3 separate regions of the Homo sapiens genome follow, and regions 1 and 3 are each linked to region 2. A link is a contact called in ENCODE Hi-C data. All regions are on one chromosome and are shown on one strand. Each heading gives the region's core, a stretch centred on a gene start or an enhancer-like site at or near the end of the contact. The rest is flanking DNA. Distances are from core to core; before and after follow the strand shown.

What was found. A loop is a pair of places that touch in the nucleus more often than their neighbours do. Pooled maps may share reads with other maps.
Region 1: a loop to region 2 is called in a map of B cell, with 10 times the contacts of the local background. The contact joins the promoter of TRAF6 here to the promoter of EIF3M in region 2. A Hi-C loop is called at or near these places in 2 of 168 maps with a recorded cell type or tissue (B cell and naive thymus-derived CD4-positive, alpha-beta T cell) and 11 of 50 pooled maps.
Region 3: a loop to region 2 is called in a map of B cell, with 11 times the contacts of the local background. The contact joins the promoter of METTL15 here to the promoter of EIF3M in region 2. A Hi-C loop is called at or near these places in 5 of 168 maps with a recorded cell type or tissue (B cell, CD4-positive, alpha-beta memory T cell, OCI-LY7 and 1 more) and 12 of 50 pooled maps.

The regions. Positions count from the first base shown.
Region 1 is chr11:36,509,017-36,511,716 of GRCh38, forward strand. TRAF6 (TNF receptor associated factor 6) reads right to left here and starts at 1,256. Exons shown (of 7, transcript NM_004620.4): 1 at 1,032-1,256. It also overlaps a transcript of RAG1 not described here. RefSeq lists an enhancer at 1,075-1,124.
Region 2 is chr11:32,582,416-32,585,115 of GRCh38, forward strand. EIF3M (eukaryotic translation initiation factor 3 subunit M) reads left to right here and starts at 1,416. Exons shown (of 11, transcript NM_006360.6): 1 at 1,416-1,514. The coding sequence starts at 1,473. RefSeq lists enhancers at 1,127-1,779, 1,422-1,571 and a silencer at 1,202-1,261.
Region 3 is chr11:28,106,989-28,109,688 of GRCh38, forward strand. METTL15 (methyltransferase 15, mitochondrial 12S rRNA N4-cytidine) reads left to right here and starts at 1,400. Exons shown (of 7, transcript NM_001113528.2): 1 at 1,400-1,464. KIF18A (kinesin family member 18A) reads right to left here and starts at 1,168. Exons shown (of 17, transcript NM_031217.4): 1 at 1,076-1,168. RefSeq lists enhancers at 381-905, 446-705, 906-1,429, 1,616-1,695.

The DNA.
Region 1 (2,700 bases), core at 6-2,505, 3.9 Mb after region 2:
CACAAAAGAGGCCACATTGTTCCTGCCTATACACTCAACCTCAAAATTTGAAAAGCCCCTCTCCCTTCCCTAGTAATCAAAGGAGAATGAATGAAATGATAGCGGCCAAGTTCACAAGGCCAACACAGAATTTCTTTACCAGTTTTTCTCGTTTCTACATGGAACCTGTGTAACAAGACATTCAGTAATAGTAATCTGCTCTCAGAGAAAGAAACAATTAAATACCATACAGCGAAGCTGCTAATACTTTATTTAGGTGCTTTCTGTTCACATTCAAGACAGTCCTAACTCAGCTGGAGTTCCCCTTAAGCCAAATACTAGGAACAGCTTTATCAACCCGGCGTCTGGAACAATCGCTCGAACTACCGAGTTTAGGGGCGGGGGAGAAAACATTCGTGTCATCTGAGCCTTTTTTTTTTTTTAAACTCGCTGCCTGAGACTTCTATAGAGTTCAACAGGGAATCCAAAAATAGCTTTCCCATGACAGTGACAGCCGGAGTCGCCAGGAACGTAAAGGATTTTTTAAAAATTTAAGCAGGTGTTTGCTCCAAGGAGCGGACAACTGCAGGAGGCAATTTCCTTATCTGGGAAGGGGAAAAAGCGGAGTTGAGGGGAGCGAGGTTGAGTAAGGCGACGCGGGGTTTTTTAGGGGGTGGAATGAGCGAGGAAGAGGAGGCCTGGGGAGCAGAGGTCAGGGGACAGGGAACGGTGTCCCCGACCTGTGGGAAGCGTGGGGACAGAGGCTGCGTCCCGACCTGCAGGAAGCGAGGGGCAGGGAACGGTGTCCTCGACCAGCGGGAAGCGAGAGGACAGGGGCGGCGTCCCCGACCCGTGGGAAGCAAGCGGGTAGGGGCGGCGTCCCTGACCTGTGAAAAGCGAAGGGACAGGGGAGGCGTCCCCGACTGGTGGGAAGCGAGGGGACAGGGACTGCGTCCCCGACCTGCCGAGAGCGAAGGGGCGGGGGGCGGCGTCCCTGACCGCTGGGAAGCGAGGCGGCGGCCGCCAGGAGGAGGCGCCTGAAGGAGACTCACCGTTCTAGTGCGCGGGGAGGCCGAACCAGGAGGGCAGGGCTCCCCCACCAACCGCACGACTCCGCTCAGCCAAGGCGCTGGTAGAGGACGGACACAGACACTGCGCGCCGAGACGAGGCTGCTTGGACGGCAAACTCTGGATCCAGTGGGAGCCTTCGCCACCTTCGCTGGCCGCCCGCAGGCCAAGCCCCAGCTGCGGACGCCACTGCTTCCGCCTTCTCTGCTGGCTGCGGGGAGCGAGGGGCAGGGAGCGCGCCGGGGAGGAGACAGAGCGGCCGAGTTCGGAGAGAGTGCCCCCTGGCGGTGATCCTCCAGGCGGACTGTGGCGCGGGCCGGGCGGCGCCCCCAGCCCCGCAGCCTGGCTTTCTTCCTGCTCGGGTGTCCCACCTGGGAATTCGTTGCACCGCACAGCCGAACCCGAGTGTGTCAATGGGTGTGTGTTGGAATGAGGATGGCGACGAGAAGATCCCTCCCGGAATAACTTAATTTGGTGAGCAGTGGCGACAGTAGTAATCCCAAACTGCGCTTTTATAGCACCCCTCTCCAAGCAGGAGAAAACCCCAGCTGGGCTAGATCGCTTGACCTTCAGGAATTCTTAAACCCCTCCCCAGCTCCACCCTCCTTGCCCAGGAAGTTTCTGCGATCCATAGAACCCTCTATTATTACCTGCTCTTCCCCTTCATCCGGTCCAAGGGAGTCAGCCCTTGCCTTAAATATTTCTTTGAATTTCCTGCCAAGAACACCAGCGCTTTGTCTTTCTCTGTCATGGGAAAACTATTTTAAATTCCCTGTTTAACTGGTCATAAACGTCTAGAGAATGTACCACGCGTTTTGCTGGAGAAGCACAAAAGAGTTTCATCCACCTCTGCATATTTGGTTCATCGTCCACCTCTTAGGGGAGGTTTTCCAGGATAGTAGTCATGCGTATGTATCCTGAAGCCAGAATGCTTGGTTCCAATCCGGTTTTTCCTACAATAAATGTGTGATTCAGGTAAAATACTTAATCTGTACTTGTTTCAGTTTTCTCATCTCGTATTAACATGGGGATAATAATAGTATCTACCTCACAGGGTTGTTGGAAGGATGAGATAAAATATGTAAAGAAATTATTTAAAACTATCTGGCCAGGCACAAATAGGCTCATGCCTATAATCCCAGTACTTTGGGAGGCTAAGGCAGGAGGATCACTTGAGGCCAGGAATTTGAGACCAGCCTGGGCAACATAGTGAGACCCCATCTTTACACAAAATTTAAAAATTACCTGGGTGTGGTGGTGCATATCTGTAGTCTCGGCTACTCTGGAGGCTGAGGTGGGAGGATGGCTTGAGCCCTGGCAGTCAAGGCTACAGTAAGCCATGATTGCACCACTGCATTCCAGCCTGGGTGACAGAGTGAGACCCTGTCTCAAGGAACAAACGAACAAACAAATAAACCCAAAACTAGGACATAGTATGGGCTCAATAAATGTTACCAATACTATATGTCCTACTTTCTGGCTGCCAATATTCATTAAAAATGCTTCTCTTTTTAAGAAGAATTTATCACTGGTTCTCAGGTTCTGTCAACCCCCTTTTAAAAGATTGTATTTTGAAACACTTAAGACATAAAAAGAGCACAAACATCTGTGTGCTCACCACCCAGCTTTAAAAAATAAAACATTGCCAGCCTT
Region 2 (2,700 bases), core at 166-2,665:
TTTTTGATCCACTTCATTCATCTATTGATGAACATTTGGGTTGTTTCCTTTTTTTTGGCTATTGAAAATAAAGTGTTAACTTTTTGGAAACTGTCTCCTGAAAAAGCTAAACATAAATTTACTAAATAAGCCACTGATTCCTCTCATAGGTACATACCTAAGAGAAATATACGTACACACAAAATCTTGTGCACTAACGTTCATGGAAACATTATTCATAATAGCCAAAAAATGGAGACAACCCAAGTGTCCACCAACTGATGAACAAATCAACACAATGTGGTATATCCATAACAATGCAATATTATAAGCAATAAATAGGAATATAGGAGGGATACATGGACGAACCTTGAAAACATTATGCTAAATGAAGTAAGTCTGACTTAGGCCACCGTGTATTTTGTGATTCCACTTACATGAAATGTCCAGAAAAGGCAAATTCATAGAGACAAAATGTAGTGTTTGCCAGGGGCTGGAGAGAGGTGGGGCCGGGGGTCTGGGGAGTGATTGCTGATGGGTAGTTTCTTTTGTAGGTGATGAAAATGTTCTAAAATTAAATAGTAGTGATGGTTGTGCAACTCTGAAAATACTAAAAACTACTGAATTGTGTATTTATTTTATGAGACGGAGTCTCGCTCTGTCGCCCAGGCTGGAATGCAGTGGCATGATCTGGGCTTACTGCAACCTCCTTCTCCCAGGTTGAAGTGATTCTCCTGCCTCAGCCTCCCGAGTAGCTGGGATTACAGGCGCGCACCACTATGCCCCGGTAATTTTTGTATTTTTAGTAGAGACGGGGTTTTGCCATGTTGCCCAGGCTGGTCTCCAGTTCCTGACCCCAAGTGATCCGCCCACCTCGGCCTCCCACAGTGCTGGGATTACAGGCGTGAGATCCACTGCGCCCAGCCAAAGCTGCTATTTTTTAAAAGCGGCAATGAACATTCTTGTACAAGTCTTTGTACGGACATACAGTTTGGGTAGAAGAATAGCTGGGTCATATGCTGGGTGGATACTGAACTTTTTCAGAAACTGCCGCTCCTCTGCAAAGTGACTGCACCATTTTATGTTCCCAACAGCAGTACAGGAGAGTTTCAGGTCTACACAAACCCATCCATACTTGGTAAGACCCAACAAGCTTAACATTTCAAGGGAAGGTGGACTTAGGGAGGCGCCAGCGGGAGGCAACATCAATGCAGTTAGCTACACGGGCCTGAAAACTGGAGGCCGCGACAAGCGTCGCTGAGTGGAGGCCCAGTAAGTCCCACCCACTAGGCCAGCCCGAGCGCGTCTGCCACGCCCTGCTGCATTCCGCGGCGAGAGCGCGCGATAGGATTGGCTCTCAAGGCCCCGCCCCAACAGGTCGCCGCTCAGGGTGACCCGGAAGCAGTTGCGCCAGCAGCGTCGCGCGGCCCAGTTCCCTTTTCCGGTCGGCGTGGTCTTGCGAGTGGAGTGTCCGCTGTGCCCGGGCCTGCACCATGAGCGTCCCGGCCTTCATCGACATCAGTGAAGAAGATCAGGTGTGCTTCGGTCTACGGGTGCCGCCACGGTGGGGTGGGGGATGTCCTAGTAGCGCAAGGGACCGCTGCCGAGCCTGGGCCGGGCGGCCGGGGCTGACACCCGCAGCTGTTCTACACGCGAGAATGGGGAGGCCGGTGGCTGGGGCGCGCGTTCCTGGCCTCGATTCGCACCAGCTCGCCGGCCGGCGGTCCCAGCGCGGGGCCCGACGCTTCACCGCCAGCTCCCTGGTCGGCGTCGGGACTCATTTCTGACGACATAGTACTTTTAGACTGATGAGGAATGATGTCTGCTTCCGTCCGTCAAATGCAGCCACATTCGGAGTGGGAGGTGGTGAATCTGTAGTTAGCATAAGCAGGGTAGGGAAAAGTAATTTTGTGCTAAAGATCAAAATGCCGGGCCGGGCGCGGTGGCTCACGCCTTTAATCCCAGCACTTTGGGACGCCGAGGCGGGCAGATCACGAGGTCAGGAGATCGAGACCATCCTGGCTAACACGGTGAAACCCTGTCTCTATTAAAAATACAAAAAAATTACCCGGGCGCGGTGGCACGCGCCTGTAGTCCCAGCTACTGCCGAGGCTGAGGCAAGAGAATCGCTTGAACCCGCGAGGCGGAGTTTGCAGTGAGCCAAGATCGCGCCACTGCACTCCAGCCTGGGCGACAGAGCGAGAGTCCCTCTCAAAAAAAAAAAAAAAAAAAAAGATCAAAACGCCCGTATTACTGTGCGATCACAGGCGAAGACGACCCGTATTTTACACTTGCTTTCTATTCCTACTTGTATGAGGGTGAGAGTTGTTCTGTACCCCGGAAGTATGGTATCAGTTCAGCTCTTAAATTCTGTGAGGCATACACCTGATGGACCATCCTGATATTTTTAAATTTCCCGTTTGGCGTTTGCTCTTTGGTATACAGGGCTGATGGTTCTCATTTTCCCCATAACAAAAGTTTAACCTTATTTGGTAGGAGTTGAACACGACATCGTATTCTTTAAGTTAATTTTGTATTGCTGAAAATTCTTCTGTGAAGTCCTAACTTTGTCGTTTTATTTCTGTTACTCCACTAACACGGAAGTAACTTCCAAATGATTGGATATCATAAACTTCGCATGGAAGTTTACTTGTCTAAGACAACTTACAGAATTGCGGGAGTGAGTTCCCCCTCTCTCCTCCCCCCGCCCCATGGTAGGAA
Region 3 (2,700 bases), core at 150-2,649, 4.5 Mb before region 2:
TAGAAAAGGAGATTAATTACTACTATTAAAGGCAGATAATCTTTTAAGTTTTTTTCTTTGTGATTGTGCTTTGTAGATAATCTTTGTTTATTGAAATAGTTCTTACAAACTATGAACTTAATAAGAAGCACTATCTAGTCATTGGATATCACATTCTCTAGCATCAAAGTTTATAAAAACCTTACAAAAACGAAACAGGAGGCTAGACGTGGTGGAATGACACTAAAAATTAAAATCTGTAGAGTGCCTAAATTTCTACCTAATTATCCATAATCTAAACTATATATTATACCACAAAATCAGTTCATTCTGGTCAAATACTCTCTTCTCATATAATAAACAGCAGTCAGTCTTGGCTTCTCTGTAACTGAGTGACTAATGAGCTCCTAAAAAAAAAAAAAAGTCCTGCGGAAACCAAGAACAGACTATAGGACTGATTCTAAATGTTTACAGTTTAATTTCATCTGCAGAGCATTTGCCAAACAGTATCTCTTCCGTACCTCATCTGATCCTCGGCAATCCCGTTAGGCAGTCAGAGCGGCTTTTATCTCGATGCTACCTACAACTGGGGCTCAGGAGGGGTTCCCGATTGACCAGTGCAAGACTAACAGTTAAAGCTCTTCAGACAAAAATTTTATGCAGTGATGAACAAAAGCTCCTCGTTTGATAGGTAAGCCCCTGGGTACGCTTATATGTGAGTCTGAAACAAAACACTCCCAATTTGGAGTCCGGAAAAAAGCTGACACTACAAGGTGCTGGGCAGTTAAAGTTCTCTGCCAGTCTGGGAAAGGGGCCAAGATGCCCTTTAAAACTTAAGACTTCCTCTCAGGACTTAAGGAGATCCCTGCCCTTCCAGCTGAGCAGTCGAGGATTACGGTCAAGCAGAGCTGTGCTCTTAGCAGGTTCTCGAATCCCTTTTTCCTTTCACTTTCTCCCCAGGTACCCTGATCCCCCACCCCTCAACGCTTCTGTGTTTGTCAAGAAGCCCACCTGGTCTTCTAGACCTGAAGCGGCAGGACCCTCCGTTCCCAATAATACAAGTCACCAAAAGGAGCGTCCCAGAGTCCAGTTTTACCTTCATGTGCCTCTCACTCACTTCAGGCCCAGGCCAGGTTACCGCAACCACTTCACTTTAATGTCCGCCTCCCAGCGCTTCAGACTCAACCACAATATTCAAACCCAAGCCACTTTCCTCAGCGCTTCGTTTCATTGGCTGCCGCTCGCGTGATGTCATCACGTCGGACGCTGTCACGGCTCGCGGCAGCTTGGCGCCAAGAAGCTCAGCCTGGCTGCGCAGGGGAAGCTCTTTGCTTGCTCGTCACCGTGGCAACGCGCGCGGCCGTTTCCGGAGGCGGTGGCCAAAGTGGGCGGGGCTAGGCCGGAGCTGCTGGTGGGAGGCAGCCACTTGAGATCACCAGGCCTCCTGTAGACCGGCGGGTGCAGGGCCCGGTCCCAGAGTTAAGGGTGTGAGTGAGACTGCTGCGGGCAGGGGTTGGCCTATGCCCTCTGCTAGGGGGAGAGGTGGAGTTTGGGTGTGGATTAATGGGTTCTGGGTGTTTATTTTCTTTTCTCTGAGTAGTGAGGCCTCCAAGAAGTTGTAGGGACCTGTTTCTTCCAGACACATTAATATGGGCCAAAATGTGGGGTCTCTTCACCTGAATTAATTGGAGATCTTTTGGGTTGAGGCCTCAGGCTTCATTTCTCAGGACTTCCAGGCCTACTCCCATTAGTACTGACCGTGAAACTATTTTCTGTTTGGTTACTTTTTACATTCTCTGTCTAATGATGGCATAACAAAATAAATTTAAAGATTTTGGCTTGGTTTATTATTAGGTGAAGTGATTTTTTTTAAGTCCCAGGTTATAGATATTATTTCAGCATAGACACTTTAAAAAGAGAGAAAATACCTGGAACAAATCGGAAATACGTTTGCTAAAATAACTTTATTTGGCAGGGTGTTTTTAATAACAGTATCTGAATTTCATTGTTCTATATATTACTGTTATTGTATCCATTTAGCAATTATTTAGATTTTAGACACAATAGTATGCAATGGAATCAAACTCTTCCCTCTTGGAGCTTATATTTTGTGGATTCAATATCACTTTATAAATAGGATGACTCATACCCATGCAGAGTATTATAAATGCAACAATATATGGAAACCTCTGTATTATGGACATTTATTTCCTGTTGAGGAAAATCGGGAGTATTGTGTACTGTATGTGATGCATGTTATATTATTGTTTCTGATCACTAGACAGAGGATCAATAAAGCTACTACTTATTTTTGGCTGTATTACGTGTATCTTAGCTAATGAAATGGTTATTTGTGTGCTGCTGGTCTTGGTAATAAAATCGAGATGTCTTTATTTCCAGTAAGAACTCATTGTATAGTACTTTACGTTTTGACTTCCCAGGTATTTTATTAGTCCCTTTACATATGGTCTCTCAGTTAATTCTCAAAACAGCCCATGAGACGTAGGTAATATTATTTTCATTTTTCTGAGAGAAAACTGAAGTTTTCAGAAAATTCCTAACACAAAATTTTGTCTTGAACTATACAGGCAAGGCAATTCAGAATTGAGTCATTTGTCTCTGAAATACTTTCTGGATTAAGTGACATTAAGAGAATATCTTAATCCAGTCTGAAAATATGCATATTTTGCCAGTTGCTTGTAAAATTGCATGGATCATTGG